Regions from separate parts of the Mus musculus genome. Here regions 2, 3, 4 and 5 are each linked to region 1. A link is a loop called in an ENCODE intact Hi-C map of the cell type or tissue named here. Cell type or tissue: heart. All regions are shown on one strand. Region 1 has its middle 110 kb from the start of Hand2os1. Region 2 overlaps Hand2os1 (Hand2, opposite strand 1). Region 3 overlaps Hand2os1 (Hand2, opposite strand 1). Region 4 holds the start of Hand2 (heart and neural crest derivatives expressed 2). Region 5 overlaps Gm33501 (a long non-coding RNA gene).

Region 1 (5,000 bases):
TCCAGTCTATTTGGAGTTCTGTAGGCTTCTTGTATGATCATGTGCATCTCTTTTTTTATGTTTGGGAAGTTTTCTTCTATTATTTTGTTGAAGATATTAGCTGGCCCTTTAAGTTGAAAATCTTCATTCTCATCAATTCCTATTATCTGTAGGTTTGGTCTTCTCATTGTGTCCTGCATTACCTGGATGTTTTGAGTTAGGATCCTTTTGCATTTTGTATTTTCTTTGACTGTTGTGTCGATGTTCTCTATGGAATCTTCTGCACCTGAGATTCTCTCTTCCATTTCTTGTATTCTGTTGCTGATGCTCGCATCTATGGTTCCAGATCTCTTTCCTAGGGTTTCTATCTCCAGCGTTGCCTCGCTTTGGGTTTTCTTTATTGTGTCTACTTCCCCTTTTAGTTCTAATATGGTTTTGTTCATTTCCATCACCTGTTTGGATGTGTTTTCCTGTTTTTCTTTAATGATTTCTACCTGTTTGGCTGTGTTTTCCTGCTTTTCTGTAAGGGCCTGTAACTCTTTAGCAGTGCTCTCCTGTAATTCTCTAAGCGACTTATGAAAGTCCTTTCTGATGTCCTCTATCATCATCATGAGAAATGTTTTTAAATCTGGGTCTAGATTTTCGGTTGTGTTGGGGTGCCCAGGACTAGGTGGGGTGGGAGTGCTGTGTTCTGATGATGGTGAGTGGTCTTGATTTCTGTTAGTAGGATTCTTATGTTTGCCTTTCGCCATCTGGTAATCTCTGAAGCTAGCTGTTTTAGTTGTCACTGTTAAGAGCTTGTTCTTCAGGTGACTCTGTTAGCCTCTATAAGCAGACCTGGAGGGTAGCACTCACCTTAGTTTCAGTGGGCAGAGTATTCTCTGCAGGCAAGCTCTCTTCTTGCAGGGCAGGTACCCAGATATCTGGTGTTCGAACCAGACTCCTGGCAGAAGTTGTGTTCCAGTCACTAGAGGTCTTAGGATCTCGTGTGGAATCCTGTGTGGGCCCTTGCAGGTGTCAGGCGACTCAGCTGGCAAGGTAGCCCGGGGCTCGAGTGGAGTGGAAGGGGTTTGTGCCCCAGATCAAGCCCGGGTAGCCTGCTTCCCTATGTACCACAGTCTCAGGTTCCGCGCGATTGGATTGGGGCAGGCGCTGTGTTCCACTCACCAGAGGTCTTAGGATCCTGTGGGGAGTCCCGTGTGGGCCCTTGCGGGTGTTGGGCAAGACTCTGCTGGCAAGGTAGCCCGGGGCTCGAGTCGAGCAGAAGGGGCTAGTTCCAAGTTTTTAAGATTGATTGTGGGATTAGAGAGATGGGTTAGTCCTTAAAGGCTAAGCTCACAACAATACCCACAAATGATATTGATTCCAATATCCCCTTCTAGTTTCTAGACTGTATGTTGATGTCACCATCATAGTTGGATCCTTTGAACTTATTGTAAACCCACTGATTACTGTAGGTGTATATAACTGACATACAAGTTATGGACACCAAACTCAAATGTTTGTATTTGATTACAGTATGTGATTTCTCCCCTACTAATTCCATGTTATTCTTGAATCTTCAGGGATTTATAAACTCTCATATAAATTGCAGAAGGTGAGCTGAATTTTTTCAATGTAAAGATATACAAAATCACCGCCATTTGTTCTTGTAGGAAAGAGACAGGAATTGTGATGTAAGTTTGTTTGTCCTTGTGACACTTTAAACAAGCCAAAAATAAAATGTTAAACTGTCTGTAAAGAAACTGCATTTTATACGTTTTATTATTAAATCCGCCTCTGCTTCGCTGACTAATAAAATGGAAAATGTGTACTTTTATAGGTTTATAAAAAGGCAAACTATAGTTTCATGAAAAATATCTTGTGCCGATTGAATACAGGTGGCTGTTTGTTTAGACTCTGAAGACGTAAAAGCTTAGTATAGATGTATGAAAAAGGTAATATGGCGCGATGAAAAAAAAATCTTCCGTTTCTGCTCATCAATCCTTTGGGTATTCCATGTCAAATAAACGCTACAACAATTTATAGTACAAGTACACAGTGCAAGTGCCAACGCTAACACTCCTTAGGACTGGATCCCTGCCAGGTTTTTCACACCAATATTTAATGCGACCCTGCGTGTCTTTCCTATTGGAAGTGTGAGAGGGAGCTTGTTTTCCTATATTTGGCAACACGCTTACGTGAAGTGTAAAGTCCAGTGCCCGTGATGTTCTCTTTATTTCAACCATGATAAATTGTGTCCATTTGTTTAAGTATGTGTGGCAGCTTTAGTGTTCCAACTATAAATTTTGGTTAACTTCTATTGACATGCTGTATTAAACTTAAGAAAAACAAATTACACTTCACCCATTTTAATTGACTAAATGTGTCAAAAACACAGTAAGTTTAACATGAAAGGTCAGATCCTTCGTCTACACTGTAATGGGTGTCATGGCAGAGATCCAACTTTTCTTGTACGTTTCATTTTTCACGAAGTTTTTAGGACAAGGCCTGCGTTTAACATTCACTTCCACTTCTCGTTCGTACTTCAAAGTTTATCACAGGCTGTGTTCCTCACAAGAACATTTTTGTCCTGCGCTATTTAAAGCGTATTCACGCTGACGTGCTTCCCCAGAGAATTCTGATGCTCTCCCGTAAACAAGCCTTCGGAACGGACTCTGCCGTTCTGAGGGCTGCAATGCTCACGTGTAGGCAACGTGTGTAAGCACATCCACAGATCACTGCAGACTCGGGGGCGGAGACCTGGTTTACATACCCAGTCCCCTCTTCTCTGCCCAGACAGATAATCACGTGGTAAGGATCGGATTAGATTTGGCTTCCCTTGGGACATGATTAAGTTTGCCAATTTTTATACTTGAACCCCACAGCCACCTGTTTATACAAACCTTTATTCTTTTCGATGTTCAGTTGCCCCACACCTGTTGATTAAATAGTATCCATTAAGTCCTTTCTTACATGCTGCTACTTTCCTCCGCCCCCCTCCTTTTGATGCTATTTCCCACTGTCCTGTTTTTGACCTCCTTTCTCACAAGGGGAATCTTTTCAAGGGCTCGGACATGAGTTTCCATTATGGATTCGTGTCTGGGAAAAATGAAACGGGTAACAGGTGTTTGCAAAGCATTATGTTTTGAAATGGAGAAATCAGGAACTATAAATCTGAAAACCTATTTAATTTTCATCACTGCTTATCCGAATCTTATTCTTGCTTACGGGCTTCCCTGCTCTGAAGGAGTGTCAGTATGTATTCAGCTGGTAGGGACTTATGGGAGGGAAGGCTGATAGAAAGTCCTTGTTATCCAAGGTACCCAGAGAGTGCTTTGTGGAGCCTGACCAGGACGATTCTATTTTCCTTAAAGGAAGGATGAGACTTTCTCCGACTCCTGTTCCCTGGGGGAGCACCCATGTCATGAAGAGTCTCTGAGAGTGAGGCTGCTTCTAAATTATGGGTTGGCAAACTTTCTGTGAAGGGTCAGATAATAAACTTTTAGGTCTCGAAGTCCAGATGGTCCCTGTCACGGTTACTCAGCTCTGCCATTGACAGTGTAGCCACTGACAGTATATAAACGAGTGGGTGTAGCTGAGTTCCAATAAATCTTTGCAGACTATGCAACTTGAATATCATATAAACTTATGTACTGGGATATAGTCCTCTTGACTTTTTCCAACCATTTGAAAAAATACAAATATCATTCATAGTTGGGGGCAGGATGACAAGAGTTGGCAGAACGGATTTGACTCAGAGGTCCCAGGTTGCCAACCTTGTTCTAAACTAATATTAATTCCTAAAAGCCACAGGAAATACAGAGTAAGGAACCTTTCATTTAAAAGGATATTTTGGTTTACTTTTACCCACAGCATCCTTTTACGTACAAGTGTGGTTTCTCTTCATGTCTCTCATGTTTTGGTCAGATCATAAATATGTCAGCATTTGGAATATAATCTCATGGGCATTTGGGGTAATAAACACTATGTCTGTGGTTCTGGGCTTGGTTCTCACACATGTCCGTGTCACTGTTTCCTGCAGTGGGCCTGGGAGATTCTGCTTTGGGTTTACTCCGGCCCCTGGAGCGCTTTTGGCCTGGTACTAGTGCATGCTGGAAGGATGCCTTCAATGTGGCCCCTATCAAAGATAAGTGGAACTGGGGAGTGACTATCCCTTGACTGGTTATCTTTGAGACATAGGCTCTACCTCCTCGAGTTCTTTTGTGGGATTGGATCTCCAGTTGTCCACAGTTAAAACCTTAAAAAGAAGGTTGTTCTAGCTACCACAAGTCTACATGATTGCTAACCCCGGGACCATTCCAAAAAGTGGCATGGCATCTCACTGAGGTTACACTGTTATCTGTACCCACAAAAGCATAACAGCAGCATAAGAAAACAGCGTGCAGAGGACCTTGTGCACTTCCCACCTTTCCACACGCATCCTGCAAGCTTGTAAAAGGTATCTTCTGACAGCTCGAGGTCCCCATTCCAGGTGTACAGTTCAGAGGGCTCTATTAAAAACAAACCTTTTGAGGCATTCTTCTTTGCAGAAAGTTCACTGCAGACTTCCTTCTGCCCCATTAACTGTGGCCTGTCTGCTCACTTTTCAAGTTTTCTGTGTTTCATGGTGCTGGAACAAGCTATTCCAAATTATGTATCTAGTATCTATGTCTCTATCTACGTATCTATCTATCTATGTCACTATCTACGTATCTCTGTCTGTCTGTCTGTCTGTATCGATCTATCTATCTACCTATATCTATCTATGTATCTGTGAATCTATGTATCTATCATCTATGTATCTATGAATCTACGAATCTATGTACCTATCATCTATCTATCTATCTATCTATCTATCTATCTATTTTATTTTAGAGTCTCTTACAGAGCATTTAGAAGGTATCCTAGGTAACTCACTCTTTCTACATCCACCTCACATTAGCAGACTGCATGTGCATGCTTTTCCAACACTCTTTCTACAGGGTTCTGCTTTGAAAAGTGCAAGCACTTAGCTAGCTTGCATTGGGAATGGAGGGAGA
Region 2 (5,000 bases), 100 kb before region 1:
GTGCAGACAGAGGAGGCGGGGGGGGGGGGCTGGTTCAAAGGCAGGGATGGCTGTGGAGAGGATGATAAAAAAAAATGAACCCTTCAGTCCAGTTGTGCCTAGGAAATAGCAAAGTCAAGGTTTCCTATGTCCCTGTACATTTTTTTCCTATTTTTCTGCTCCCTCTTTTGCTTTCCCCAATTTTACTCCCCAGAAGTGTTGTGGTTTATATTTTATTTAACCCTGTCACTGAACCTGAGACTTATGGAAGAATGAAGCACTAGTTTGTCCTTAGATTCTTTATGGAAAATCCTACTATCCATTATGACCAGCAGTTGGTATTCTATTTTCTTCAATAACCCATGATTGCATTCTTGCATTAACGGGAAAATATGTGGAGAGTTCTCATTGATGAAGAAGGATTTGGTACTGTGACAGGTATCCGTAAATTAAAAATACTCATTCAGACTAAAGGCAGCATAAAATGTCCTGTGAACTGGCATTGCAAAGGATAATACTATATATAATACCATTAAACATAATATATGTTATTATACTTGTCTCAAGAAGTATGATAGATCTGATCTTTGCCACTTTGCAGTAGAATCCTGAGTTTAGAATAAAATGTTATAAGACAATACATCCCACAGGATTTATAAAACATACACAAAGAATTGCACACACAGAAATATTTCAGTGCTGGATGTGCATTTGAGAGGTAGACCCTGGCTTTCACTCACAGAACTTAAAAATAAGCAATTAAAAAAACCCCGCAATAATACAAATAAAAGTTAATTATAAAGAGAATTATTTCTTCCAAGCTGTAAACAAGTCATTTAGAATTCAGACGAGAACATGGCTATGATTTTGTATTTATACTCTTTGGAACTAGCTAGCAGTGGATTTAAGCAAGCATGCCATGCAGTCTGGGATTGAGGATAAGTAGGAATGAAATGGCTGCTTAACACGTGGAGCTTCTGAGGCATCATTTGTGGGACTGAAGGACTGACTTGTGACTGGAGCCCCTTTCCTTCCCAGTTCTAACTGCCATGTTGAGGGTACTCCTTGGAAGACTCCCCAACGTGACTTTATTTGCTGCACGGCATAGATGGATTTTTTTTTTTTTTTAACCTCTGACAGTTCACTCCAAGCCTTTCCTGCATTCTTCTACAGTCTTTGCTTAGAGACAAGGGACTTGAGCCAGGATAGGTTAGGTTTCAGGTTAACAAAAAGAAACACTTTTATTGTCAATATTAATGGCAAACTTCGATTTTTACAAGGCCTGGGTTTAGCAGATCAAAAGCAGCTTGTCTTGATTTCTCAATATTCTCTGGAGTTTAGACAATTAACTGCAATTTTGGTTCTAATGAAACAATATGAGAAAGCTAGTTGCAAAAAACATTGGTAAAGTTAGCACTGGGATACAGATTTTTACCTGTACATAACATATTATGATCTAGTAATTTATCCCTTCAACTGGAGCTGAGTTTGGAAGGAGCATTCCTTTAAGAAAATATGTTCAAGCACCGTCCTCACTTGCAATGTCATGAGTCTTTTTCAGAGTGTGCATTCCACGGTTGCCTTTCTGGCTGGGTAAGGATCCGGCAGACTGAGGTCTTCCTGGTAATTTGGGTACACCAAGTCTCCAGTTAATGATAGATAATCAGCCTTTGGGTCATTCGGTCATTCTCTTATTACAAACCCCTCCTGCTCTCTCTGATCTCCTTTCAAACTAAATTTCACACAAACAAATAAAGCAAGACAGGGACAAATTCTCAAAAAAAAAAAAAAAAGAGGGAGAAATATTAGAAACTTCTGATACAGAACTCTAAACAAGGAAAGGCTAGCTAAAAGAGGATAGGAAAGAACATCTTATCAAATTGAACATGCTGTGTACAAAACATTAAAAGAAAAGGATCTGGTTTCTGTTAAAGTGACAGAAAATTAAAATAAAAATAATTGCAGGCAGCAAAGTTATAATGTAAATAGAGAAGGCAGGATGCTTGCTGGAAATGCGCAGCACTAGGAGGCAAATTTGTTGTTACAGATTATGTATCTGCACTCTGATTGGAGAAGCGCTACTTTGTTCTATTTTCCAAAAGAGAATGCTTTTCTTTTTAATACTTGTGTGAGAGTGCTCATTTAAGTCAACACAGGCCCCAAACCCTAGGACTAAAAAAGTGGAACCGCATTTTTCTTGCAAAGCATCCAACTTCAAAGGAGGCAAATGTTTGCATACAGGAAAAGGAGAATTCCATTTCGAATACATTTGGAGACTTCACTAAATCCGTGGGACTGATGCTTTTTTTTTTTTTTTTTTCTTTTGCCGACAGAAGGCACAGTTCATTCTCGAGCAATTCGTCACCTCCTGGGGGTCTTCTCTTCCCGTCTACAGGAGAGTGTGACTTCAGAAAGAACTTCGGATTGGCCAAGGTATATGTCAGATTAGACCCCAGGGAAAAGAGCAAAGGTGTAGGGCTCATGCAGTCAAGGTCTCTGGTGAGAGCGCCCCTAGTGCCGTTTTACTGTCTCTGCTCTTGAAAATTCCCTTTGATACAAGTTCCAAAGCTAGTCACAGACGACCAACTTTGATCATTTCCAAACCTCGGGCTTTCGATCTTAAACCTGGTTGGAATTTTGGCTCAAGACTAGATCAACCTGCCATTCTCCAAGATAGAAGTGGAGCTGTGAAATGAATGTTGGTGATAACCAGACTCCCACATTGTCGCCAAATGTGGGTCTGGCACCTTTTGATTTGACAACCTCTTTGACAAAAAAGGCTTACCTTCCCAAGCTAGAGAAGAACCTACACTTCACTGTTGCCTCTAGGTCTTTCCTGAGTGTTTCCACCTCATAAGAGGCCTTCTGGTTAGCTTCCCCCCTTGCACCCATATCAAGCCTTCCATTCTCTGAACTTTCTGGTGAAACCACGCAGATGTAGTTTGTAGTTCTCAGGGTGCAGATCTTTCACTTTACGCGTCTGTGTCCTCTAACAACACAACTAATGCTTCCGCACAAAAAGATGCCCTCAAAGCTGGTGGAAAGGCGATTTAGAGAAATCCGGGTGTTCTAATTGCAATCAGGTTGTGTTGTTTTACTCTATTTTGAAGGCCATTAAAGCTGGTGAGCGACTTGGAAGTCATTTAGAAAGGAACAGACCTTCAACCTCAAGCCTTTGCGGGCACTGGGAAAGTGTCTTCCCAATCAATCTGGCTTGCAGGCGGCAGGACCAACTCTGACCTGGCTTATCTTGTACCCATCCTAAATACACCAAACTCAAGAGGTAGCCAGGGCCGCCTCAACACCGAGGTCAGTGCTCTGGGTGCCTTAGTTTCTCTCTTTATTCAAACAGTGGTGGAAATGAAAGAGGGATGTGAGCTAGATTAAAAGGATCAAGGGAGAGTGTTGCCTGATACCAAGCTGCGCTCAATAATTATTTACATCTTTTCCTCCTGCCTCTTCATTTCTTCTTTTCTTTTCTTTTCTTTTCTTTTCTTTTCTTTTCTTTTCTTTCCTTTCCTTTCCTTTCCTTTCCTTTCCTTTCCTTTCCCTTCCTTTTCTTTCCTCTTCTTTCCTTTTCTTTTCTTTTCTTTTCTTTTCTTTTCTTTTCTTTTCTTTTCTTTTCTTTTCCTTTTTTAATATTTAGTTGCTTTTATTTTAAATTCACCTCCGGAGATAGCTGCTTGGGAGTCAGCGGTCCGAGTGAGGCCTTCCGGTGGTGGGGCAGCGATGCTCAGAGTGCTGCAACGACTCCCACGCAGGGGAATCGAGGTGGGGGTGGGGTTGTGGGAACTGTTACTCGTGTACCGACACCGACCAGTGGTCCAGGCCCTGGGATGAATGCTGGATCTCTCCCCTTTTATTCCGGCCAAATTCTCATTCCATTCCCATGCCCTTCTGTGGAGTGGACTGGAGGAAGCAAGTCCACCACGTTCCGGTCAGGACAGATCCTCCGCTGGGAACTAACCAGGGGTTGATATCTTCCTCCAAGACCTTTTCGCCCGATGCGGGCATGAAGGGGTTAACTGCTCACCTCGGAGCCCCGGGTGCTGAGGGAAGGCCACCGCTTCCCCCAACACCCCCGGTCTCATTAGGGAAAACCCTCGCCGCTATTTTCGACATTTCCTCAATCAAGTGCCCTGAACTAGAGCTGCAAAAACAAATTGGCGGCAAAAGCGTAGATCTTGTCAGGATGGAGGCGAATCCAACATTTCAGCCTTGTTTGCTTTGAAATTACGGGCTTGGCTGGTGCCTGTGGTGCCACCAGGGCAAATGTGCTGCCGCCCGCTCACTCTGAACCCAGAGCCATTGGTGGAAGCGACCGCAGGGCCACTGCTGGAGAGGAGCGAGGGGTGGGGGTGGGGAGCGGGTGAAAGTGGGGAGGGGGGCGCACTAAAGTGACCTGGTCGCTAGGAGCTGGCGGAGCCCTAGCCCAAACCCCTGTGCAAAGGGCTCTCAGCGTGGAGTTAGACACTGGCTTTCCAGTTTCCTGGCCGAGCCACCAAGGTATATGCAACATTTGTAAAATGCAGATTCCACATATGGACACCAGTGTTGTTTCTTCAGCTTCCTTTCTGTCCCCTGCTTCTCTTCCCCTCTCTCCTGTCCTCTTCAGTAACATTTTCTCCAGTAAGTGTTAGCGGTTGCTGGATTTCTGCCTGCTCCCTCGCTGTTAAACTGCTAGCATGATTTGTCGTATTTGCCAGAGCTGTTTGTTCTTGTTTGACTTTTTGTACAGAGTTCCTTTAAATCTCCTGCAAGAACCATTCCCGAAGTTCCTAGGACAGGCTTTTCCACACATGTGCTAGGGGGCATGTAGCTCACTTTTCTTTCTCTCTGGGGTAGTCTCCCCTCGGTGTTGGGAGCCTCTTCTGTGTCAGGAGAACAGTAGTTAAGTTAGTTCCTAAGCCTTATATTTCACAGACAATTAAATCTTGGCGGCTGTTTAACGAAATTGTAATATTTACTCTGCTCTATACTAAGGAGCACTTTTGGAGTAAAAAAATAGCAAATATTGCATT
Region 3 (5,000 bases), 88 kb before region 1:
TTTTAATTGCTGCATGAGAACATTCAAAAAGCTTAACAAAAGGTCAGTGGATATTCTAGGAAGTCAATCCCATACTTTCTAGAACTAGAGTCTAGACCAGAAAGTATTCTAGTCTAGAGTCAGACTGGGGGAAGGATAGGAGTGTGAATAAGTCTGACATTTTCTAACCTTAAGAAAGAGTCTCAGGTCATTTATCAAACTAGTCTGATTTTTTTTTTAATCTCTGAATTTTATTATGGATTATAGATCTATTTGGGAAAAGATTTGGGGAAAGACAAGAAGCCATCTCTTGTTAGGGGACTTTTTCTTTGCATAGAACTTTAAAATTGATGAGCTGATTGAACTATACATTAGAAGACAAAACTAGAGTTCCTTAGACCAATAATTTATTTCTAAAGTTTTTTTGTTTTGATTAGTCTCATCTTCTGACTTACTAAAACTCCTTCCTTTTTCTTTTATTCTCTTTGAATCTGTATTTCCATGTTGTACTGATTCAGTGGGAGAAAGTGCTTGCTGCCAAGCTTGATGACCTAAATTGAATACCTGGAACCTACACGACAGAAAGAGAGAGCTGACTGCTGAAAGATGTCCTCAGATCTTCACATGTGCACAGTGGCACCTATCCAACCATGCACATAGTATATTAAAAATTATTTTTTAAAAAATCCAGTGAGAGTGTTGTTTTTCCTTGTTTTTGAAATGGTGTTTCACTCACTATGTATCTCTGCTTGGCCAGGAACTTGCCATCCTCCTGCCCCAGCTTCGTAAGTGTTGGTATTACAGAAGTGGGCCACGAGAAGCTACAAGTGTTCTCATTCATTGTTGATTAAATTATCGAAATGAGATTCTTCTTCAAATGTGAAGTATGGGCATTTATTGAGTTCTGACTTAGATACACACAGTGTGCTTGTGTGTTGCTATTTTCAGAAAGGAGTAGTGGGAAGCACTATTGAAAACTGTGTTGATAGTGTGTGGAAAGGAAAAAGAATAGCAGCAGGGGCAAAGGATGGGCTCCCTGTCCCAGGCAACTGTGGTGCTACAGGGCCCTCAAAGAGACACTTGCCAGTGCGAGAAAGAGCCAGTCCCTGCAGGGTTGCTGCTGGCTTAAGTAGGGGTTAAACTGTAAGAGTTTCAGAACCTACTTTGGAGAAGGATTAAATAAATCAGGGAGCCTGTTGACAGCAATAGTATCTTTGAGCAGCTGATTTGAAACACAGAACCAGAGAACAGAGATGAATCCCAGGTGGCCACTGGGAGCTGGAAAAAGGCCCAATGAGTTGCATGATTGTTTGGCTTCATTGTAGCACCATGAATAATCTTTAAGTGACAGCTTTTAGAAACCATTGTATTCAACACAATGGTAGAATGAAGATATATTAATTTAGAGCAGTGGTTCTCAACCTTCTTAATGCTGGGAGCTTTTAATACAGTTTCTTATGTTGTGATGACCCGTAATCATAAAATTATTTTCACTGCTACTTTATAACTGTAATTTAGCTACTGTTATGGATTATAATGTAAATACTTGATATGCAGAATATCTGATATGCAACCACTGATTCTCAACCCACAAGCTGAAAACCACTAATTTAGAGGCTACACTCATTATTTCCTTTTATTTTTGACACTGTCTTTCTACAGAGTCTTGGGTGTCTTGGAACTTACCTCACTATGTAGACCAGGCCTGCCTTGAACTCACAGAGATCTGCCTGTTTCTATATTCTGAGTGCTGGAATTAAAGGCATGTACGACCATTGTGATGAGCCAATTTAAAGAGTATGATTTCCTTAATAGGAAGCTTAGAAGGTTCTAGAACTGCTTCAATTAGCTTAACATACATTGTGTTCTATTATCTCTCCCTCCCTCCCTCCCTCCCTCCCTCCCTCCCTCCTTTTCTTCCTTCCTTCCTTCCTTCCTTCCTTCCTTCCTTCCTTCCTTCCTTCCTCCCTCCCTCCCTCCCTCCCTCCCTCCCTCCCTCCCTCCCTCTCTCTCTCTCTCTCTCTCTCTTTCTTTCTTTCTTTCTTTCTTTCTTTTCTTCCTTTCTGTTTCTTTTTGAGACAGTGTTTCCTCTGTGTAGTCCTGGAACTCCCTTTGTAGACCAGGATGGCCTCCAACTCTGAGATCCACCTGCCTCTGCCTCCCAGGTGCTGGGATTTCAGGCATGCACCATGATGCCTGGATGAAAATTTTATCTCAACAGTGCATTTAAGCTCTTATTCTCCACAAATAGTGACCAAATAGATTTTAGCCAATGATGCATTTATGAATATAGAAATAAAGTATTTCACTCAAAGAGTGGGCAGTGGAATGGGGGTGTTGAAAAAGGAGGTTGGTGACACAGGATATAGAAGCCATTCCAACATGTAAAGACCACTACAGGTGCTTACCAGGAAATGCTTTGGAGGGCAGGGCCTTTGAATTAGGTCAATGCTAGGGACAGAACATTGCTACTTCCATGTCCACTCAGGAGAATTTAGCAAGACTTTTACCTCACTTCACAGTTTCTCCAGACAAAATAGACAAAGGGCGGGGTGGGGGGGTGGGGAGGGGAAGTCCCGTAAGACTGAAACCAGCCCAAATCCTGAAATTAATAACAATACAACTAAAACATTAGCACAAAACCAAATGAACATTGGAGCTATTTTACAAGATAAAGTTGGAGCTTGGCAAAGAGGAGGAAGAGGGAAATCATCAAAGTCAAGACGAGCTCAAAGGAGCTTAATAGCAGCTATCATATTCCACCTGAGTCTGAAGCGCCTGGGATGCAGCTGTTTTGTTTTAAGATGCCCCTGTTCCTGTTCCAGTCAGCCATTGATGGTGACCGGAGAGCACACGGCCAGGCATGGGCACTGCTAGATAATCATAGACCCCTTAGGGAGTGATGGTAAGAGAAGGCAAAGTGGAAACCTTCGCTGAGATCTAAAATATATAATCGAGGTCAATAGCAGTGAACAATTAGCAATGTTAGGATCTTCTTGTATCTACTGAATTCGCACAGATGGCATTTCATATATAAGGAAGTTAGTTGTTATGTATATTAGTGATGGACTCTGAGTAGCAACTTAGATGTAGCCTTTTTAACTTTTTAAAATGTTTTTATTTTGTATCATTTGAGAATGTCATACAAGATATTTTGATCATAGTTGTCCTCCTCCTCCACTTTCTACCTCATTTATTTAAAAAAAAATTAAGGGCAAGAATAGGTTTTACTTTATAGCCCAGGCAGGTTGGAACTCACTGAAATTAGGGATTTCTGAGTGAGTAATCTCAGCCAGCATTGGAAAGTCTTTTAGAATATTGTGAGACATTAAGTCTTTTGGGGAACTCATTTATTGGAGCAGTGAATGCTTTTTTAGGGCAATGAGCACCTCAGTTTTGCATGAAGTTCTAGGTTGACTGAACCCTGCTCTACCTCACACCGGAAATGAGAGATAATAATAATAGTACCACCAGCACTACCACCACCTCCACCACCGCCACCACCAGCACCAGCACCACCAGCACCACTACCACAGATGATAACACTCTGATGTTTTCTATATGCCAGGCCCTTGTTCGGAGTGTGTTTCTCATGTGGACTCTTATTTCTCACAACCCCTCATAAAAGCTGCAGTGCTATTCCTGTTTTATAAAAAAGACTAACCAAGGCACAAAAAATGTTACCAGGATCACATAAAAGTGAAAACTACCCATGGACTCAGTGTGCTATCTGCTCTCATTCTTTCATTCAACACATAACTCATTGAGCATTGTGTTGGCTAGTTTTATGGAAACTTGACATGACCGAGAGTTACCTGAAAAGAGAAGCCTCACTTGAGAAAGTGTCTCTATAAGATCCAGCTGCACGGCATTGTCTTAATTAATGATTGATGTAGGGGGGCCCAGCCCATTGTGGGTCGTGCCATCCCTGGGCTGGTAATTCTGGGTTCTATAAGAAAGCAGGCTGAGTAAGTCATGAGGAGCAAGCCAGTAAGCAGCACCTTTCCATGGCGTCCAGGTTCCTGCCCTCTTTGGATTCCTGTCTGAATTTCCTTTGGTGATTAATACTCATATGGAAATATAAACCAAATAAATGCTTACTTCCCCAGTTGCTTTGGTCATGACAGTAATAGAAACCCTAACTAAAAGACAAGTTTGAATCAGGACAGTAAGATATTGTTGTGCCAGACCTGACTATGTTGTTTTGAGGAAGAGTGTGGGAGAACTTTGGGATAGAAAAGCTTTGGAGTGTTGAGAGCTCAGTGAGCTATTAATGGAGGAGCTTGGAAGGTAAGAATGTTGACAGCAGTGCCATTGATGGAGGCCTGTTCTTGTGAAATTTCAGAGGAAAGCAAAGACTCTACTAGAACTTATGTGTGAAGAACCTATAGTGTCTGGTCAGCCAGGGCTGAAGAATCAGCTCTGATTAACAAGAGACCAAAGCTACTGAGGTAAAACTTTTGCTATGCTGGGACAATGGATGCTGGTCAGCTGGGTCTGCTTAATTAGCTGTGATTAAGTAGAGACCAGCATTATTGAGGTGAAGTCTTCTGGGAAATGTTTCTTCATGTGTTCCAGAGGTGGCCAAGGTTAACCCTCCTGTTGCTAGCCAAATTTAGTAGTTTAAGAGTCACTCAGGTGGTACTGGTTTTAGAGACATAAAAAAGGGGTCCTGGAAAGCATGAGCAAGCCAGTAAGCAGAACCCTTCCATGGCCTCTGCACCAGCTCCTGCCTCTAGGCTCCTGTCCTATTTGAGATCCTGTCCTGACTTCCTTCAATGATAATCAGTGATATGGACGTATAAACCAAATAAACCCTTTGCTCCCCAAACTGCATTGGTTTTTCATCACAGTAACAGAAGATAGACAAACATCTAATACATAAAAGGCATTGCAGGTGAAATATTAGTGACTCCAGGTAGACAGCTACACTTTCTATGAACTCGTACCTTGTTGAGCATAAATGCTAATGACTATTTCAGAAACAAGTTGATTTTGTGAGACAATATTGCCACAGAATC
Region 4 (5,000 bases), 110 kb before region 1:
CCGATTTCTAGCCGGCTATGGTGAAGCCTAGGTTCTTATTTTTCCCTTCCTGCTATTGCAGGGGAGAAAGCAGAGGCCAGCGCTTAATCTGCCCTCTGTTTCAATAGCGAACCCATATCCAAAAGCCCCTCTGCTCTGGCCTGGGTTTCTCCCGCCAGCCAGCAGCAGCTCTGTACATTGAGTTCAGCAGTTTGTCTCCTCCAGGGCCCTTGAAATCTCTGGTTATTCGGAAGTCCATTCCATTATGCATGAATCAAAGGGCTGCAAGCGGCAAAGGAGAAAATCTCCACAAATGGAATTGTTTCTTAGGTTCTTCCTGGTCATGCCCTATCCAGAACTCCATTACTTTACCGGCAGTTGGTAGGAATCCGAGAACACTTTAAGTGGCTCGGCATAACTTCATGTTAGAGTTGATAACAATGACCACAATGTGCATAACTTTTACTCTTCAAGTGCACAAACTCACTCAAATAAACTTAGAAACACTCGCGAATTACTTAGGGGAGAATTTACGCTCTAACATTATTGCCAAAGAGAAACTAAAGCTGTACTTGTACGCTAGAAGTTAAAGGTACTTAATGTTTACCGTTACCTCCCGCGTGCCCTAGCAATGTGAAGGAGCATAACGTTTTCTTAGAGTCAGAGGCAGCCTCGGTTTTGGAATGGGGGATGCGACCAATAGTGGAGTCACTGGAACCGAGAGGTCATTAGGTAACTTATTTTAGAAATATTTAGAAGAAAAGTTGGGTTGGCGGTCAAAGATAGCTTTAATGAACACAGAATGAGGGGACCTGGCCAGTGTGACTGGGAGATTGGTGAGCTCCTACATTTTGGAAGGTCGGTCCTAAATGGAGAGAGGAGCTTGCAACTTCGAAGGAAGACATTCTGCTGCTGACATCCTCCTGTCTTGCTTTTGAGGAAACCATCCCTACTCCACAACCTGGCTCCCTACGCAAAGAATGTGGCACACAATTTCTCAGCCTGAATGGAAAGACCAGAACAGCGGTCCCAAGAACCCCGAGTCCCTCACCAGCCTCGATCCCTTAGTACTGACCAGCTCTTTCTTCCTCTTCTCCTCTTTCACGTCGGTCTTCTTGATCTCCGCCTTGAAGGCCTCCGCCTCTCCGTTCTGGTCGTCCTTGGCCAGCAGATCCATGAGGTAGGCGATGTAGCTGGTGGCCAGGCGCAGTGTCTTGATCTTGGAGAGTTTGGTGTCGGCGGGCACGTTGGGGATGCACTCGCGCAGCTCGGCGAAGGCGCTGTTGATGCTCTGAGTCCTGCGCCGCTCCTTGCGGTTGGCGGTGCCCCGGCGCTTCACCGGGCGCGGCCCCCCCAGGCCGGGAGGCCCGGCGCCGGGCGGCACTCCCCCATAATGGGAGTGGTCCAGGCCCGCGGCACCGCTGGCGTACTCGGGGCTGTAGGACAGGGCCATACTGTAGTCGGGGGGCGACATCTCCGGGTGGCCAATAAGCCAGCCGTGGAAGTAGGGGTTCTCCTCGTGGCTGCAGCGGCTGGCGGCGGCGGCGGCAGCGGCGGCGGCGGCTGCGGCGAATGGGTAGCCCTCATGGTGCACCACGGGGTGGTGGGGAAAGCCCCCCACCAGACTCATCTCGCCTTCCGTGGCCCTCCACGCGCCCCAGCGTGCGCGCAGCCCCGCCGCGCCCTCCGATCGGGCTCCGACCTCGGCGATCGGCGGCCTTCCCCACCCCCCACCCCCCAACCCCCGGGCTCCCGGGCCGGCCCTGCAGCCGCAGAGGGGGCCGCTGCAGCCCGGGGCCCGCGCCTGGCCCGCCGGGCCCGCCTCAGCTGTGCCGCGGCCGCCGGCTCCCCATGGGGCGCGGCGAGCTGGTCCCGGCACGGTGCGCCCTTGCTGGCCGCCGCCGCCCGCCCAGCTCTACAGCCCGCGCGCCGGCTCCCGCGTTCCCCGCTGCAGCGACCAGGCAGAGCGCTCCGGTGCTCATGCAAAAGTGCCGGCCGGCTCCCGCGAGGCAGTCCCGCAGACGCCGGCCACGGGACTCCTGACTCCGAAGATGACCTGGAATCCGGGGCGAGTCCAAGCTGGGGCTGCAGGAGCCGGCCCGGCTGTGCCGGGAGGCGGCGGGGTCGCAGCTTAGCGTGGAGCTACCTCGGTGCGACCCTCCCCCTTCCTGCCCCTTCCCCTCCCCCACCAGCTCGATCTGGGTTCTTGGGCGCTTATTGTTTTAATAAAAATTATTTGGTTGTTGTTTTGGTCCTTGAGTGTGATTTGTTTTTAAAGCTGTAAGGAACGTGTCCGTCCTCGCTCCTCAGGCTCTCTCGGAGGCTTTGCAGAGAGGTCTCAGCGCATCCATTTTCTAAGATCCTCTCCTCTCCGGACAAGAATCTTGGGCCCTTGAAGGCACCTCGGAGCTGGGAAGCGGCGAATGGACTCTCGGAGGGGTGTGCTCAGACAGTGGCCGCGGAAGCTCCTGGGTGGCAGCGGCGGCGGTTCTCTTGGGCTGGACGCGGTGAGGGGAGCAAGCCGATTTTCCCAGCAAGATCTCCATGTACAGCTACATCTTTAGGGCCGCTCGGGTTAATATATGTCGTCAGAGGCTCCTCACGCCAATCCCGGGGCGGCGGGGGCGGCGCCTCGCGCTCTCCGCAATAAAACTTTTTGATGTTCACGTTGCTAATTGCCGAGGTCCTCTTCTAGGATTGGTTGTCCACTCATAACCATAAGATAATTAAAACGGGGGGGGGCAGGGTAAAAAAAAAACCCTTTTATCAGCCATAGGTTAATGCAAGTGTTTAACAGATGCTTCGCTATTAAAATATTTCCCCCCAATACTGAAGAATCTTAAACCAGGTACAGTATTATTTCGCTTTCTTTTCTGATTACAGGGGTGGGGTGAATAGAGAAAGGAACGCAGATTATGCCTTTTCAAGTGTTTTGTAGGTAACCGAGGCAGAAAACTGAGCCGACAGTCTCCTATAGTTTTGTGCTGGGCTGGGGAGGGGATTTGGGGTGGGTGGTGGTGGCGACAAGAGTCTGGAGGTGGCGGTATGGAATCCCATTAAGGTGCGATTGGGAGTGAGCCGAGTCTCTTTGACCAGGCTAGAGCGCCAGCGCTCCTCTGACCCGGCACACTTTGGCAAAGTTGCAGTGGCCTGTTTGCTTAGGCACTGAAGTGGATGACCCAAGTTAGGATGACAACTTGCAGAGAACGCGGATGAGACCTTCAGTTTGTGCCCACACTCATTTGCAGCAACCCTAACAGAGATTGCGAAGATTTTCAAAGTGGGGCACCTCGATTTCTCGAATCTGTGGTGTGGCGAATATCCGTGTTCCTCCTGCTTAACTAGCCTGTTTGGTAAGTAACTGAATAGTTTTTACAGCGTGTTCGGAGCTTATTTTCTAGTTTTTATGAACAAACATATAAATATATCTCTGCATTCCTGCCTCCCTCATAAAAGCGGGCATCTGTGGAAAGCAGGTTTAGTTATCGGAGGGGAGCCATTAAACGGACGTTTAAGAGACAGGCAGGGAGGAAGGCTCGTGGATGTTTAGACTGCTTGCCTTGGCGATCTTGAACGCATTAGAACGGAAAATGGATCTCCACTTGTAAGTTAGCGGGCCTCGGGGCACCTAGGAGATTCCCCAGCAGCGCGGGATAGGGGCGGTCAGTGGAAGGAGGCAAAACCACCCTCCGGCTGGCCTGTATGAGGATCTCTTCTTTTCACTCACACGAAGAAGGTCCCTGTGTAATAGGGTGTCAACAGAAGCCCTTAGGCTGTAAATTTGATCACACCGATAGCTGGCCTTGGACCTGAGGAGGCAAGCAGAGGGGACACAAGTGACTCCCACCGTTGGCATCGCTTTTTGGAGGCAGAAGCACTCTGGTCCCAGACATTAAAGAGAACCCCAAGTTAAGAATCCTGCATGGACAGTCCTTCCCATGTCCCTAGAGTCTGTCTGGCTGTTATTCTGTCTGGAAGGCCACATCAGAAGGAATCGGAGAGCCCATCTTCTTGCTCCCAGGGTACCCGAGCTGAGACCTAACTGCCCTGTGGTAATCTCACGGAGGAAAAAAAAAGACTTTAGAGCTGGGTGGTGGGAGAGGGGGAGAACTTAAAGGTTGTGGCCTTTCTTCTGTTTGCAAGGGGTCAGTTTTCCAGGCCAGCCCCCAGCAGAGGGTCAACTAAGACAGAGCAAATTCAGGATGGGGAGTAGCTGGACCTAGTCTTGCTGGTTAGCTCAGAGGCTTGAGTTTGATGGCAGAACAAAGTGACCTACATAGGGCTCTGCTTTCCAGCTTCGGTGGGTCTGCAGCTTGGGGTACAAGGAGAGTGGTTTTAAAGAAGTAGAGGTAATGTGGTGGAGAATTCTGTTTACATTTTCAGCAGGAGGGGTACCCTGAATCAGTAAATATTGGTAGTTAAAGCCTCTGACATTTGATACATTAAAAAAAAACTTGTTTATAAAAACATTTAGGCCTCGGGAACAGGTAGACTGGGTAAGATGATTATGTCCTGTCCAATCACAGATAAAAAACTTAGGAAAGGTGTTTTTTGGCTGCCTCAGGAAATAGACTTTCAGGGCGTTGGGAGATAGAAGAAGAATCCACAGAAAGATAGGGCTGGGGATAGAGAAGCTATCTGTTCACTTGCAGCCTCAGGATTTAGGGATCAGAAGGTGCTACTTTTAGCCTCCCCCCAACCCGCTTCCTGCTTTTAAAATTGAAACCACCACCACCACCACCACCACCAACAACAACAAAAAGTAGGGGTATGGATTCGTAGCTCCAGATAGCATCCTCACAAGTGATAAAAGAAATGGACAACATGGGACAGAAAAGGGGCTGTAAAAAATGCTAATCTGACCATCACTCCTCACTGACAGCACCATTATCAGTTAATTACTACAATCCAGGGGTCTAAAGCTTCATGGATCTTAGGAACTCAAACCCAGAGACTAGAGTGGTAGGATAGCGTTCTGTAGGTGGCTGGAGAGAGGGGACCAGTGGGTAAATTTTGGTGGT
Region 5 (5,000 bases), 330 kb after region 1:
CGGAGCTCTGTCTTCATTTTCTGAAAAAACAAGTTTCTTTGTCAAGAGATGAGAGCTACACTTATTTGTGGGCATAAACATATTTAGAATACAGTTTAAAATGATGTTGGTAGCCGGGCGTGGTGGCGCACGCCTTTAATTCCAGCACTCCGGAGGCAGAGGCAGGCAGATTTCTGAGGTCAAGAGGGCTATACAGAGAAACCCTGTCTCGAAAAACCAAAAAAAAAAAAAAAAAAAAAAAAAACAAAAAACAAACAAACAAAAAAAAACAAAAAACAAAAAACAAAACCAAAACCAAAACCAAAACCGATGTTGGTTTAGGAGAATGGCAGTAGTGGGTTCTCCTGTAGGGTCTATGACTTCTCCAGCTTAGGTTTTCCAGTACCAGGTGTGAATTCCCTCCTATTGATTAGCTAAGTCTAATTAGACAGTTGTTTCCACCAGATGTATGGGTCTCTATAGCCCCACGGGGCTTATCATGCAGAATAAGTCATTGCTGTGCCTCCTAAACTTTACAGATGGATAAAGTTGGCTGCTTTTCTCCATTGGCAATTTGTATAACACCTTCTGATACTATGAGTGCTAGCCCTATAGGGACTTGGGGACTGACTTCAGGTCGGGTCCAGCTCTCTTCCACTGAGTCTGACAAATACAGAGGCAGATGCTCACTGCCAACCGTCGGACTGAGGTAGGACTTTCTCTACCCCAATGCAGGAGGTAGAGAAAGGACTGAAAGAGCTGAAGGGTTTTGTAACCCCAAAGGAAGAACAATATCAATTAAACAGTACTTCCCCACCCCCCCGAGCTCCCAGGGACTAAACCACCAACCAAAGAGTATACATGGAGGGACCCATGGCTACAGACACATGTAGCAGAGAATGGCCTTGCTGGACATCAATGGGAAGAGAGGCCCTTGGTCTTGTGAAGGCTCGATGCCCCAGTGTAGGGGAATTCAAGAGCAGGGAGGCAGGAGTGGGAACACCCTCACAGAAGCAGGGGGAGGGAGCATAGGATAGGGAGCTTCTGGGAGGGGGGACCAGGAAAGGGGATAACATTTGATATGTAAATAAAGAAAATAACCAATAAAAATATTTATCCACTGTTGGGTATATTTAAAAATACCACAATATAATTTTTTAATAACAAAACATTTTTATCATATTCATCAATTTTTTCAAAAGTGTCATTTCAAAAGTCTTATTCTATGATGGACACATCTGGGCACACCCACAAATCTAGTTATTTCTACAAAATCCCCAGCAGTAGTGGCCACAACAAATTCATAACAGCATTTAATTTCACAGAAACTCAATAGAACTTCATTCTGTTGAAATAAAAGTGCAAAAGGTTTCTGGGTGTTGAAAGAATAATTTAGTAGCTCTCGGCAAAGTTTCCACCTCGACACATTTTATACTCGTCATGGAAGGGTTAGTAACACAATTTCATTAAGTTCTAAAATGCTAGCTGAGATGACTATAGCCTAAAGAACAGCAGACTGCTTTAAAATGAGATAGTGCTTATAAAAATACTTTGAGAACTTAAAAGCATCATATAAAATGGAGACTCTGTTTTGGAATCACTTAACTAAAATTTCAAGCGTTGATAAATGAAAAAAAAAAAAAAACCCTATGGAACCTGAAATGCTTTTTGTTTCTGTTTTTAAGCTTGCCTGTGCAAACGCTTTCAATGAACTGACGAAATCTATGCCACCCATTAACACATTGAGATCACTGATACACCAGAAGTGTAAGGCAGGATCAAGCTTTGAGGTCTCCTTGAGCTTATCTCTGAAGAGTGTTTCCTTAACTATTTTGCCACTAAGTAAATGCAAGTTTATTTAGTAGTCTTTCTAAGTTGTGGTAGTTAGAGGAGGATAATTTTTTTTTCCATTTTTATTAGGTATTTAGCTCATTTACATTTCCAATGCTATACCAAAAGTCCCCCTTACCCACCCACCCCCACTTCCCTACCCACCCACTCCCCCCCTTTGGCCCTGGTGTTCCCCTGTACCGGGGCACACAAAGTCTGCGTGTCCAATGGGAAGAGGAGGATAATTTAAAAAGTTCTTTCTCTTTCCAATGATTCTCTTTTCCTAAGGCTACTCTTATAATCTTCTCTTGACTGATTCTCCTTAGAGGTATGGATAGTTTTCATTTAAAGCTTCACTCTTGTAGGAAAAGATATGTACAAAGTGTTCTTATTGGTGGAGCATTTAAGAAACAGTCACACTAAAAAAAAAAAAAAAAAAAGAGTACCCAGTAAAGCTGCTGGATAGCTCTATCTCCCTCTACTGGCTAAACAACTCTACCAGGTTTTGTGTGTTACTAACCTAAAACCCTTCACTCCAGAAACAGGCAGGGAAAGGAAAGAAAGCCACTCACCAAATCCTATGCTAAAGTCTTTATTTACATCATATATACGAATATAAATATACATATCTATTAAGCAACACTCAAAGGAAGACTTACTTCCTTTAAAAAATAGAGAGAGAGAGAGAAAAAAAAAAACAAGACAATTCTTTAATATAGGCACACCGTGTTCTCTGTGCACAGGGCATCGCTTCGTACAAGACAGATATAAAACAAATGAACCCTGAGCTAAAACCTCATCTCACCAAACCTCATGGTTGAGGGCCTGTGTACTGTAAGGACAACATAAAATGAAACCCGGTGTTTTGTCTTTGTGATAAACGACTTATTAGTACAGTTACTGGGAGGATGGAGCGAAGGCAAACCCGAGTTTAGGTATTTTAAGTGGGGATCCAAGTTTTCTTTAAGTTCATAGGTTAAACAGGTAAGTGATTTTACACGTAAGCCCTTCCTTAAAAAAAAAAAGCGGGAGAGGAGGGTTGGGGTGAGGGGGCAAAAAATGATGAAGTCAGTGTCTCACTTAGAGCTGGAAGAGACCTACTTAGAATCCAGGCTCTCTGCAGACTGGCCCCACAGTAAGTGGAACCCTCTGACATGAAGGGCCTGCGGACCAGCAGCTGGGTTCTGTCACCCGGGCTGGGGCGGTCTTGTTAGTGTAGCATGACCCTGGCGCACTCGCATAGATAATACCGGCACCTCTTTTCACTCTAATCTCCTACCCGTCTGAGCAATTCAGCAGGAGATAGGGGCATTAGGGCCATATTATTCCAAACAACATTTAGCTGAATGGTAGCTAAAGATTGTGACAGGGAAAGACAAATTCTCCTGGCCAAATACTTTGCTTCCCAGAAATGTTTCCCGTTTTAGAGCTTTTGGGAAACACACACACACACACACACACACACACACACAATCATTAAAATGGAACCAAGATGGAAATCCACGCCATTCTTAGCTGAACCCACACCAAAACCCTTTTGGATTTCAGACAGAAATTTTAGTCTTTTCTTATGCAACTGCAGACTATGGTAAATAAACACTAAGAAGTGTCAGTTAAACACTAAATGGTGTATTTACATATTTGCACATTTTGTTGATGGTATGCCAGATATTCGCAGACAGACTGCCTTTGCTGTGTGTGTGTCTGAATGCTCACTGCTTGCAGGTATTTGCAATACTACAGGCCAGGACACTGAATGTCCAGGGTAGGGTGGGATGCTGGTGGCAGTGGTGTGTATTCACACAGTGACATAGTAATCCGTGTGTGCCTTTCACAATCCAAAGAAGAGTAAAATCATAAATTCCTCAAATATAACTTTCAGGGCTATAATTGTGGCCCATTATTGTATCTTAAAGTGGGAATCTAAATCAATCAATATATCATATGTCACAAGATATAAGAGCACCCCCAGCTATATTTTCTATCTCTGTTGTATTTTTTTCTTCCAAAATATACAGTGACTGGATTTTGCTGTGATGTTCTAATAATTCAGTTTGTGTTTTAAGTTCTGACAATAGGACTTGTGGGAAAAAAAATAAACCATCTCTCCGGTAATCTGCAGTGCCTGGTGCTCTGAAATGAGATCAGACACTGATCATAGAATGTTCTTTCCTGTGCGGGGGCTTGGCTCACCAAAGGCCAGTTATTCTTTTAGCTGTGTCTGCACTGATCATAACCTCCAGTTATACAGCAAAGTTAACTGAAGCCTGTCTCTCACATACCTTCATGATGTTCACAATACTTATTCCTTAGGAATACTACTAGCAAATTAAAATTTATATTCATAAAATATATACCTATTGTTTACTTTTGAGGAAAGCTGTATAGTACTAGAGAGTTTTCCTGTTTCCTTCCTTTAAACAATCCTAGAATACTTGATTAATACTGGCTACAGTCTCTTCACTGTATTCTACAACTCATATTTCATCATAGCTGTCTCTTGTGAGACTATGCTGGGGCCTAGCAAACACAGAAGTGGATGCTCACAGTCAGCTATTGGATGGATCACAGGGCCCCCAATGGAGGAGCTAGAGAAAGTACCCAAGGAGCTAAAGGGATCTGCAACCCTATAGGTGGAACAACATTATGAACTAACCAGTATCCCGGAGCTCTTGTCTCTAGCTGCATATGTATCAAAAGATGGCCTAGTCGGCCATCACTGGAAAGAGAGGCCCATTGGACTTGCAAACTTTATATGCCCCAGTACAGGGGAACGCCAGGGCCAAAAAGGGGGAATGGGTGGGTAGGGAAGTGTGGGGGAGGTATGGGGGACTTTTGGGATAGCATTGGAAATGTAAATGAGGAAAATACCTAATAAAAAATATAAAAAAAAAGAGAAAAACGTGTTGACTGCTTATCATATTTGTATTATTTTGCTCTATTGGTCAAAGGAAATAATCTCACTGTGGTTCACTCTACTACACAGAAATAATTTGCTTATTGACTCTGTCCTATATGTCTTAATACATTACAAAACATACCTATTTATTCATTCATTCTCATTGAAATGACTTGAGTATGTTTTTATTTATTTTTATTTGAGAATTTAGTATATAATTACTATATTTATATTATTGTACCCCATTTTTTCCCCTTAACTCATGTCTTCTACTCCCCCTCAAATTTGTGAT

What was found. A loop is a pair of places that touch in the nucleus more often than their neighbours do. Peaks named below come from ENCODE experiments on the same cell type or tissue, not always from the same donor. Only the 100,000 strongest peaks of a DNase experiment are listed, where the experiment ranks them.
Region 2: it touches region 1 in a loop (2.7-fold over the local background); 5 of 42 quality-filtered maps call a loop at or near these places.
Region 3: it touches region 1 in a loop (2.3-fold over the local background); 5 of 42 quality-filtered maps call a loop at or near these places.
Region 4: it touches region 1 in a loop (2.3-fold over the local background); 5 of 42 quality-filtered maps call a loop at or near these places.
Region 5: a loop joins it to region 1, with 2.7 times the contacts of the local background. A loop is called at or near these places in 3 of 42 quality-filtered maps.

The regions. Positions count from the first base shown.
Region 1 is chr8:57,211,804-57,216,803 of GRCm38, reverse strand. No RefSeq gene overlaps it. Among named protein-coding and RNA genes, the nearest start is that of Hand2os1, 110 kb to the left of the region's middle. In heart, no CTCF peak of the experiment used is centred here; a DNase peak (open chromatin) is centred at 2,643; H3K4me3 peaks cover 286 bases.
Region 2 is chr8:57,311,927-57,316,926 of GRCm38, reverse strand. Hand2os1 (Hand2, opposite strand 1) reads left to right here. Exons shown (of 6, transcript NR_154048.1): 3 at 2,313-2,412. Among named protein-coding and RNA genes, the nearest start is that of Hand2os1, 6.4 kb to the left of the region's middle. In heart, a CTCF peak has its summit at 2,491; DNase peaks (open chromatin) are centred at 2,496, 4,096 and 4,236; H3K4me3 peaks cover 4,804 bases; H3K27ac peaks cover 5,000 bases.
Region 3 is chr8:57,299,930-57,304,929 of GRCm38, reverse strand. Hand2os1 (Hand2, opposite strand 1) reads left to right here. Exons shown (of 6, transcript NR_154048.1): 6 at 498-669. Among named protein-coding and RNA genes, the nearest start is that of Hand2os1, 18 kb to the left of the region's middle. In heart, no CTCF peak of the experiment used is centred here; no DNase peak of the experiment used is centred here.
Region 4 is chr8:57,318,516-57,323,515 of GRCm38, reverse strand. Hand2 (heart and neural crest derivatives expressed 2) reads right to left here and starts at 2,533. Exons shown (of 2, transcript NM_010402.4): 1 at 1,055-2,533. The coding sequence starts at 1,609. Hand2os1 (Hand2, opposite strand 1) reads left to right here and starts at 2,657. Exons shown (of 6, transcript NR_154048.1): 1 at 2,657-2,827; 2 at 3,228-3,332. In heart, no CTCF peak of the experiment used is centred here; DNase peaks (open chromatin) are centred at 1,375, 2,025, 2,555 and 3,085; H3K4me3 peaks cover 5,000 bases; H3K27ac peaks cover 5,000 bases.
Region 5 is chr8:56,881,677-56,886,676 of GRCm38, reverse strand. The region is part of intron 1 of Gm33501 (a long non-coding RNA gene); the gene reads left to right. Among named protein-coding and RNA genes, the nearest start is that of Gm33501, 4.6 kb to the left of the region's middle. In heart, a CTCF peak has its summit at 2,293 (motif pointing left); no DNase peak of the experiment used is centred here; H3K27ac peaks cover 1,712 bases.